Regions from separate parts of the Homo sapiens genome. Here region 1 is linked to region 2. A link is a loop called in an ENCODE intact Hi-C map of the cell type or tissue named here. Cell type or tissue: HepG2. All regions are shown on one strand. Each heading gives the region's core, and the rest is flanking DNA. Links, peaks and the distances in the headings are about the cores only.

The links. Peaks named below come from ENCODE experiments on the same cell type or tissue, not always from the same donor. Only the 100,000 strongest peaks of a DNase experiment are listed, where the experiment ranks them.
Region 1: it touches region 2 in a loop (13-fold over the local background); 1 of 110 quality-filtered maps calls a loop at or near these places.

The regions. Positions count from the first base shown.
Region 1 is chr3:40,909,510-40,914,890 of GRCh38, forward strand. LOC105377043 (a long non-coding RNA gene) reads left to right here. Exons shown (of 3, transcript XR_007095885.1): 3 at 1,439-1,853. Among named protein-coding and RNA genes, the nearest start is that of CTNNB1, 290 kb to the right of the region's middle. In HepG2, for the core only: no CTCF peak of the experiment used is centred there; DNase peaks (open chromatin) are centred at 2,622 and 3,182; H3K4me3 peaks cover 374 bases.
Region 2 is chr3:40,840,343-40,845,723 of GRCh38, forward strand. The region is part of intron 2 of LOC105377043 (a long non-coding RNA gene); the gene reads left to right. Among named protein-coding and RNA genes, the nearest start is that of ZNF621, 320 kb to the left of the region's middle. RefSeq lists an enhancer at 3,328-4,196. In HepG2, for the core only: no CTCF peak of the experiment used is centred there; DNase peaks (open chromatin) are centred at 3,159, 3,729 and 4,019; H3K4me3 peaks cover 470 bases.

The DNA.
Region 1 (5,381 bases), core at 192-5,191, 69 kb after region 2:
GCATCTGCCTGTGGACCTATGAATGATATTTAAGGGCCAAGGAAAGTGGTAGAGACATGGCCATTTCCACAGGTGGGGTCGTGGTAGGTGACCAGGGGAGTGGGCAGGTGTATTGGACTGGGAAGCCAGCTTGGGAAGACGTGCTTCAGCTGTTCATTCATAGTCTGTGTCACACTCACAGGAGGTGGACCCTCCATTCTGAGATCACCATCCTGAGTGGCCCAACCCTTAACCCTATGTGACATTGGTGGTGTTGGTTTTTAAAGAGTATAAGCTGTAGGCTCTAATGAAATTCTAAGCCTTGTTTTGAGGTTTGAAACTTAAGAAGTATTTCAACCTTTCTGCCACTGCCATAGTGGGCCAGGGCACAGCGTCTTAGGTTGTATTTCATGGCACTTGTCCTCTTTGTCCTGTTTGCTGGCTCCCCTCTGGAAATACTCCCTCCTGCTTGTCAAACAGAATCTTTACACTTGCCCTGAGTCCCTTTTTTTTCTTTTTTTTTCTTTTTCTTTTTGAGACAGAGTCTCACTCTGTAGCCCAGGCTGGAGTGCAGTGGCGCAATCTCGGCTCACTGCAACCTACACCTCCTGGGTCCAAGTGATTCTCTTGCCTCAGCCTCGCGAGTAGCTGGGACTACAGGTGCATGCCACCTCGCCTGGCTAATTTTTTATTTATTTGTTTTTTGTATTTTTAGTAGAGACAGGGTTTCACCATGTTAGCCAGGATGGTCTTGATCTCCTGACCTTGTGATCCACCTGCCTCGGCCCCTCAAAGTGCTGGGATTACAGGCGTGAGCCACCATGCCTGGCCCCAGAGTCCTTTTTCTTTTGTAACCGTTTGATGTAGGCAGCCATGCCACTTGTATTCTTCACTGTCTTTTTTTTTTTTTTTTTTTTTTCCCCTCAGCGCTAGCACAATATTTTACAAGGAAATTTGGGAATTAATGCCACAGTTAGCTTAAGCTATATAGATAATTAGGGTTTATAGTTCGAAAAATTGTCCAAACTGAACCTAGATACCTATTTCTTACGAATTTTTTTATTGCTGTGGATTCTTTTAAAATTTAGTGTCAAGTTGTATAGTTAAAGTTAGTTGTTTAAATAAAGTTTGTTTTTGTTTTTAGTGGTAGGGTTTGGGATTTGGGTGGAAAAAAAATAGAAAAAGATGCAGATTCTCAATTAATAAAGCCTGTTATTCTAACCTTAGCCTTTCAGACTTTGCAACTGTCATACTTCTGCCACCTACTGCAGAATGCTCTGATTGATGCTTGAACATTACGAGGTGTAAATAATAATTATTGGAGGCATTTATCAATTATTTTCTATGTGATAAGCACCCTATTGAGCGCTTTGCAGGCTGCATTAATTTCTGTGGGCTGCCATAACAAATTACCAGAAACTTGGTGGTTTAAAACAACATAATTTTTTTTCTCTCACAGTTATGAAGACCAGAAATCTAAAATAAAGGTGTTGGCAAGACCATGTCCTCTCTGCAGCCTCTTGGGAAGAATCCTTCCTTGCCTCCTCCTCTTCTGGTGGTTCTCATTATTCCTTGGCTTATGGCAGGTAAGTCCCATCTCTGCCTCCATCTGCATATGGTCGTCTCTGTATCTCTCTGTGTCCTCTCCTTTTCTTATAAGGACATCAGCCACTGGATTTAGCATCCTCCTTAACCAGTGAGATCTCATCTTTATAGTTAACTAATTACATTTGCAAAGACCTTCTTTCCAAATAAGATCACATTCTGAGGTTCTCAGTGAACATGAATCTTGTTGGGGGGCAGGTATTCAATCCACTCTCACATCGGGATTAGTAGATATAGTTATTTCCATTTCATCAATGGGAAAGGTGAGACCCAGGAGGAGATGAACTTGCCCTGCCACTGAACTGAACACTGAAAGAGTTTGGTTGAGGACTTAGCTCAGTCTGATGCCAGCTTTATTCTCTTTCTGCTGTGTCATGCTGCTTCTAGAAAACCAAACTGCAAACTCAAGTCTAGAAAGTAATGACATCAACATTTATCCATCCATTGGCTTCCAGACCATACCACTTGGAGGCAAAAGATCAGGAGTAAGTAGATAAATTCTCGTAGAATATGAGAATTTTGAGCTCCTACTAGGTGCCAAATTTTTATATGTCCCTTAAATAGCCACAATACCTTATGAAGTGACTATTTGAGGTCACTTCATTCAGGGATGGGATTGAGACTCAAAGATTTTGACTTGCCCAAGGTCACATAGCTAGTGGGTTACCGAACTCAAATTTTGTTTCAGATATTGTGTTGCATTTAAGTTCATGATGAGCTCATCAGTGGAAGTGATTATGCCATGTATTGCAATATTAGGTACTCCATCAGGACCTAACTATCCAACCATCACACAATGGTGAGAGGGCCAGGATCATTCTCCTGTAGGGTCCTAGTTCTAACTAGTGAGGTGACCTTAGACAAGTCAATTTTCTGGGCCTTTGTAATAGGAAGAGCTAGCACTGGACAATGCCTTCATTGCTGATGTTTTGTAAGCATATTGTATAGTTATAGGAAAGTGCCCTTGCCCATATATGTTAATATTTGCTGGAGTGTGGCCAGGGTAATACAAAGTATGTTCTCACTACTGACTTTTCACCCCCAAGTTAATAGTTAACTTTGCCTCCTTGTTTAACTATGCTGTCTGTTGGCTTTGGTCAGAAAGAAAAATTCTGAAACACCTAGTGGAACGGTGCTAACATTTGTCTTTCTTCACCTTTACTTGATGTGGTTTATTTCTATTAAGTTAGGTCAGGATAGCTTTTCAAAAACATGATATTTCAAAAACATAGTTTAGTGTAACACAATTTACCATATAAATCTCTGAACAGATAAATGTTCAAAATAGAAGTATTTTCTTTATATGTTCATGGTATTTTTAAAGGTTAGAGTCATCTATTGCAGCAATTTGGAAAATCCTTCTTTACAGGCTGCTCAGTAAAGGAAAGGTCTATGGCCGCACTGTGAGGTGGGAACAGTAGGAACTTTTTTTTTTTCCAGACAGGGTCTTATTCTGTCACCCAGGCTGGAATGCGGGGACCACATCTTGGCTCAATGCAACCTCTGACTCCCAGGTTCAAGCGATTCTCCTGCCTGAGCCTCTCAAAGTGCTGGGATTACAGGCATGAGCCACTGCATCCAGCCAACAGTGTGAACTTTGGGGTCATGCAAACCTTTGATCAATTTGAGTTCTGTAACCCACTAGCCATGTGACCTTGGGCAAGTCACAATCTCTGAGTCTCAATCTCATCCCTGAATGCACCTCAGAAAGTCACTTCATAAATTATTGTGTCTATAAAACGGACATATAAAAATTTGGCACCTAGTAGGGGCTCAATTAATCCACTCCTCCTCCTCCCTCCTTTAGTCTGTTGTTTTGTGGAGTAAAAATCCACCATTTTGCAAATGTGGTTAGGACCACACGATGTAATTCCCTTCTCTTCCAAGTCTACTGGTGAAGTGGAAAAGGTGAATCTATTTGTCTCATTTTGATTAGGCCTCAGGGAAGGCCTAATTCTGGAAGAAACTCAAGCAGCATGGAATGTTTTCTCGCCATTCAGAAACAGTGCCTACGTTCATACATGTAAATTGGATCTGCCATTCTGTCTCACCACTGGATTTTACCTCGGGTGCCCTGAAATGAAAGGAAGTTTTGAAGGAGCACCGTGAAACTGTCAGTGAGCTCACTTGATAAATCATTGTTGGAACTGGAGGGATTTTTGCTGTGGAGGTAACAAGGGGCCACAGCCTGCTTTGGTGCCCAGCCCAGAAAAGTATAGCTGAGACTTGGGCCTGCTTCTGGTTGCAAATTGTTTACTGCTCAGCACTGTGGGCACATTTCCTTTTGGCTCTGCACAGAAACGACAGATGCCCATGGTCATGCATCAGGACTTGGCCTGTCAGAGAAGCTTGTTTAGAAGAGATTTAGACTATGGAGGGAAAATCATCATGAGGGTGAAAAGGGTTGGGTAAGATTGCTGTGCGCAGAACCCCGGACAATGAAGGCAGGGGCAAGAGAATGGGCTGGGTCACCTTGGCAGGCCTCTCCAGTCCCAGCAGCAAACAGGTAATGAGCCTTTGTATGCTGCTTTTGTGTGCTAGCCCCTGTGCTCCCAGCTGGAGGAATGAGGGTAAATGAGAAACAGCTCCTGCCTCCGAGGTCAGAATTTAGTGCAGAAGACAGCCTATTAGCCATCTCGTGCAACAAGGCAGAACAGAGGCCTCTGCTCCACATGGAAGGAAGAGGGCACAGTTAAGGACAGGGCCTCTGCAGTCCCACAGCCTGGATTCAAACCCTACCTGAGCTGCTACCTAGCTGTGTGACCTTGGGCAAGGTGCCTGACCTCACTGAACCTCAGAGGCCTCACCTGTGAAATGAGGACTATAATAATACCAAACTCCTGGGGTTGTCAGAGGATGGAAAGAGCATTTTCAGAGTACCTGGCACATTGGAGGCACTTTGCTGTTAAAATATAACCCTCATGAAATCTGTTTTCAGTATGAGCTGAGACAGAGACCACATTTTGCAAACTGAAAACCAAGGCATCTGAATATGCCAGCAGAGCTCTCCTGATTTATACACATGTATTTGTGAAGTCTTACAGAGCGTGGAAACATTAAAGCACGTTTGGGTTTAACAGGAGAATCCAAGTATTTGACATTAGCACCTTGTCTGCCTTTTGCCACTGGTTCTTTCCAGCAGAGTCTTATGGGGCTCTTTCAAATGCTGGGGAGGCCTGGAAGCATCCCCAGGTCTTCAGCAAACTTCCTTAGGTAAAATCAGAGCAATGTAGGAAAGACTGGCTCTGTGATAAATCCAGGAGACCAAACGAAAAGACCCAGTGATGCAGAGAGAGCCAGTATGGGTAGAAACAGGTGCTTTCCAGGATAGCTCTCCTGTCTTCCCCACAGGTCTGCTTTCTGTTTCTAATAGTCCTGTTTCCATTCTATCCATCCTGACCCCACGCTGCCATGGAACACATCCTGAGCACATATATGTGTACATATGTTTATAAGCATTCACATGTGCCCATGGGTGTGCACACACACATATGTCAGGGCTATCTCTCTAAGCTCTCCTGGCTCTGAGGAAATAGTCTTGTTTCTAACTGGATCTAGGCAGGCCCCTAATAGTACATCCACTCAGGCCATAAGGCCTGTGAGCCAGGCTGTGTCTCCCACATACCACAGGTCTATTTCCTGCCCTCATTCTGACCTTCTCAGCAAGTCCTCGTTTCCAGCCCAATGCCCTCCTCCCTGACTTGGAGACAGAATTTGGCCCTCAGGGCTCCATGGGACACAGCCTGCAGTCATCCTATGGCTCCACACTGAAACCCAATCAAACTAGTTCCAGCCAC
Region 2 (5,381 bases), core at 206-5,205:
GGCAGGGGGCTCAGGGAGGTCTCAATTTTAATGGAGTGGTTAGGATAGGCCTCATTGTGAAAGTAACATTTCAGTGAAGATTTGAAGGAAGGAGGGGATGGCCACATGGCTCTCTGGAGGATACTTACATTCCAGGCATAGAGAACAGACAATGCAAAGGAGAGGCCTTGGCCTCATATGTGTGAAGAATGGCAAGGAAGCTGATTACGATTGGAGAGGAGTGAGAGGAGGGGAGAGGGAGATGAGGGTAGTCAGGTGATGGGAGCCAGGTCATGAAGGGCCCTGTACAACATTGTAAGGACTCTGGTTTTTTGTCTGAGATGGGAGCCATTGGAGAGTCCTTAGCTGAGGGGTGACAAAATCTAACTTAGGTTTACAGGGGATCGCTCTAAACAAGGGAAAGGGTGGAAGCTGGGAGACCATTTAGGAGACTGTTAGAATGGCAAAAATGTTGCTTTAATAAATAAATGAATGAAGAAACAGATAAATAAATGGAAACCATAAAATTAGGGAATTTTGAAGCTGTTATGTATTATTGTGTAGTGAAGAATTAACTTTACCCAAAGCAAGTTCTGTTCTTTGTCCTCAGCTGCTAGAAGCTGATCTCTAGGTCCCTTGAATGTCTTGTTTCATAGAAGTATTTTTGTTTGCCAGGGGTTTTTAGCCACTGGACAGCCTAATAATGCAATATGATGGGGACTTTGGCCCATGCCGTATCAGTTCTGATCTTTTCCCAGTTTCAGTTTAAGAACTGGAAACTAAAACTTTTAGCCCCAATCTCCAGGAGAGGCAGAGGGACTAAAGATCAGCTAACATAGGCAATATGTGATCAAACCCCAATAAGAACACTGGACAGTGGAACTCAGTTCAGCTTCCCCAGTTGGCAGTACTCTTGAGTATTATCACTAATTGTAGTTGGGAGGAGGTAACATTATCAAGGACTCCCCAGGAGATGACTGACAGTTTTCTGTTTGGGAAGCTCCCAGATCTTGGCCCTACGTATCTCTTTCTTTGGCTTGTTCTGACTTGTATCCTTTTGTTATAATAAAACCATAATTGGAAACATAGCTCTTTCCTAAGTTCTGTGAGTAGTTCTAGCAAATTGTCATGCCTGAGAAAGTCTGTGGGTAGGGACCCTTGAATTTGTAGCCAGTTGGTCAGAAGTGAGGGTGGCCCTGAAGCTCTCTAAACTTTCAGCTGGTATCTGAATTTTGAGCAGATGTGGTAGTTGTGTTGGAAGACTGTGCCCTTAACTGTGAGTTTGGCAAACTCATTGCAGCTATGTATTTTATTACAGTGGCTACTGAACTATATCATATGCATTCTATCACAAATTGTCACTTCCTGGATCAGAAGTTTGCTAATTACAGCCCATAGGCAAAATATGGCCCATTGTCTATTTTTACAAATAAAGTTTTATTAGAAAACAGCTATGCTCATTCCTTTATGTATTGTCTGTGGCTGCTTTCATGCTACAACAGCAGAGCTGAGCAATTGTGGCAGAGATGATACTGTCTGCAAAGCCTAAAATATTTACTGTCTGGCTCTTCATAAAAAAAAATTTGCCAGTTGCTGCTACTGACCTGGACCTGACCTTGACCTGGGAATTGGGAGTATGAACTCAGAGGGTCACTAAATATGGACATTGTCTTTCACAGGACAACATTTTCATGATGGTTCATACAGGACAAGGAAAGTGAGGCACAGTAATGGATTCAGCAAAAGAAGGGCAAATTGCTAGTTAAGTGTGGCACTATTGCTCTATTAATGTAAAATGACAGCTGTCAAAACTGGCTTCCGCCTTGACCTCTGTCATCAAAATATATTCTATAGGCCAGGTGCCGTGGCTCATACCTGTAATCCCAGCACTTTGGGAGGCCAAGGCAGGTGGATTACTTGAGGTCAAGGGTTCGAGACCAGCCTGGCCAACATGGTGAAACCTGGTTTCTACCAAAAATACAAAAACTAGCTGGGCATGATTGTGCATGGCTGTAACCCCAGCTACTCAGGAGGCAGAGTCAGGAGAACTGCTTGAATCCAGGAGGCGAAGGTTGCAGTGAGCTGAGATTATGCCACTGCACTCCAGCCTGGGCGACAAGAGCGAGACTCCATCTCAAAATACATACATACATACATATATATATCCTATAGAAGGATTCTTTTTTTGGTCCCCATGACTCACATCTCTAATTTTAGGCTTAGCAATGATGGTAATTTACATTAAATTTTCTACAAACCTTGCCAACAACTAACATAATAGGTGTTCACTTCTTTTAAACAATGCCAACTGGAGTCATTGAGTCTGAAGATTGGCTCAAATTCCATTCTGAATCCTGTAGAAAGTGAAATGCCACCTGATATTCTACCAGGACTCTGGAAGTTATGTCCAGAGGGTCACTCACACCGAGCACCTGTCTCTGCTGAACTAGTTATGTTCTGGGTTTCTCTTCCCCCCCATGTATGAGTTGTTCCCAGCCTGCCTCCTTGAGCCATCTCTGACACTCATCCACTTTTAGACTCACAGAAGATTGTTTCAGGTTTATAAGAACACGCTGAAAGTTAGGAAAGGCAGAAGAACTTGACGTGGCAGTCAACATCGGCAACTTACAAGTAAATACTACAGCACTACGTTTCCCAAACTGTGTGCGGAGACACCTTGAGATGCTGTAGCCAACTTACGGAAATGCTATGAGGGGGCCGGCCATGGTGGCTCACGCCTTTTTAAATCCCAGCACTTTGGGTTTTTCGCCATGTTGCCCAGGCTGGTCTCGAACTCCTGAGCTCAAGCAATCTGCCGAGGAGCTTGAGACGAGCCTGGGCAACATGGCGAAGCCCCGTCTCCAAAAGATACAAAAATTAGCCGGGTGTGGTAGCACACACCTGTAGCCCTAGCTACTAGGGAGCATGAGGTAGGAGGATGGCTTGAGCCCAGGAGGTGTAGGTTACAGTAAGCTGAGATAGCACCACTGCACTCTAGCCTGGGCAACAGAGCCAGACTTTGTCTCCAAAAAAAAAAAAAAAATACAAAGAAAAGAAATTCTATGAGGTATTTTACATTTTCAAGGTAAACAAAGCGATATTCAGTATCTCTTAGGTACTGGAGCAGAAGTTGTTAGCTCAAAGTAGTTCACTGTTTCAACAGTAGATTGCGGCACATCCTTTCAATGATATCTTTGTGAATCTGGATATTCAGGGTTACTGAGATAAAAAGCAAGCACTGAGTGAAAATCAACATGGAACAGGAAATGAGGGTGGGGGGTGTCCAATCTTAGTCCAAAGTTTGAGAGGTGTGCACATCCAGTGTACACATATGTGATTAATAAATCATTGTAGTTATTTAACAATAAAGTAACATTATTTTTATTTAAATTTACATTATTATTTCAAACCACAATTAAGTTGTTAGGACATATTAAGCTGGTTGGGTTTGCTACTTAATAAAGGAACTGTTCTTTCTTGTGGCCCAGGGGACACTATGAAAAAATGCCAGAGGCACCAAGGAAGCTGTGAACCAAGAAAGTTTGGGAACCCGCTGTTATAGTAATTAACACTGTTGAAAACAAGTCACTGGGTGATTTCTACCATCTTAGGTGTCAGCTCCTGGCTAAGGGGCTAGGCGTTTATTTTCTTTCTCTGCCGTGTTTCTGTTTCCCAGCTGCTATTTGCTTCCCATGCAGAACCCTTTAGTCATCTTGTCTGTTTCCCTACCTCCTTTCAGACCATGCCCTCAGGGCGCTGCTCCCTTCCACCCTCCAACAGCTTATCAAGGTATTTCCCTAAACAGAGACAATTTCCTCTCTAAAGAAATTCTTTTACCAGCATAAAAAAAAACAAACTTATTCTTCTAGTATAAATTGCTGTGCTATGGGCCTTGAATCACCAGAGCACTGGCACTCAAGGACAGGGTGAAAGGAAGGCCAAATCGAAGGTAAAATTGGTGAATAAAGGCAGAGAACGGGCCTAAGAAAAAGTTGATTGCTTCACAATTTTACTGTGACCACAAGCTGTGTGCCCAAAACACATTTAAATCTGTCCAGAGTCCAGATACAGAGCATGTAACAGATAAAATCTTTTTCCTTAACTCTGTAAACTGAATATTTTGTAACCTCAAAAGGCAGGATTTTACATCATTGCGATGCTTTATTTCTTCCTGTAATTAAATATACTGGTATAAGCTGTGAGAGCAAAAGCTGGAAATTTAGTCCAGCGGATATGTCTGTTTTCTCAAACATTTTAATGAAATTTTTCTTGATCATCATCTTTGGGCTCGGAGCATACACACCAACCACTCCTTGCCTTGCTTTATCCTTTATTCCATTCTTATTTCAGAAGAACATTATACAACTTTGCCGATCTGGGAGTGTGGGGGAAAAACGACTGATTCTTTTATGAGAGCAGATTGGTCCTGGCATTTATGAAGCCCTGACTGCACTGAGGTCCAATGAATGAAAATATCCGTGTTCTCTCCACCTCCGGCTAGCTGCAGCAATATCCTCTTCCACATCCATCACTGTCTCATGCCTGACAGAATGATAGACACACAAAATCATTCCTTATTGTAGTAGAGATCTCTCACCCAAATGGTTTTCTGGTAGTTACTCTGACTCAACTCTGGCCAACAGGCTCCTGTAAAATGGGTTCCATGTTCTGCTCCGCATTGCAAGAACCACCTGTTTGTAGGTTTCATCACATTTATTTGCATTAACCTCCACAGAAAGCAGGACCTCTGCACTGCTTACAACACTCCGAGAGGCCATTTGCATAAGCCTTTGCATTTACATAAGGCATAGATTTAATGGATGAGGATGAATGTGGCATTCTTGGTGCTTCTGTTGGGAATGCTTGCTAGGAATTATTTCTGATTCATCAGTCTGAAGGACCCAGGATCTCCTGAAATTTTGAATGGAAAGTCCATGTTTTATTTCCTATCCTAATGTGTCTAGAGATCTCAATCTGATCTCTACCAAACATTTTTTGTAAATGACTCCTACTTAGTCCTACTTAGTCCTTAGTTAGGCACCAGACTAAGTGCTTATGGTAACCCTTCTCCAAACATGGCCACCATCAATTCCTTCCCCTCCTGGATGCACATGGTTCCTCATTTGAAAAGATGAAGCTTATTTCTCCTTCCCTTGAATCTAGGCTGGCCCTTTGAGTTTCTTTGACCAATAAACATTGGTGGAAATGACACTGTGCTGGTTCTAGGTCTAACCTTTAGGAAAGCTGGCAGTTTCTGCTTCCTCTCTCTTGGGTGCCAGCTGCCAAGTAGGGTGACCAAATACTCTGATACTACCACATTGTATGAAAGCCCAGTTAAGGCTGGGTGCGGTGACTCATGCCTGTAATCCCAGCACTTTGGGAGGCCAAGACAGGAGGATTGC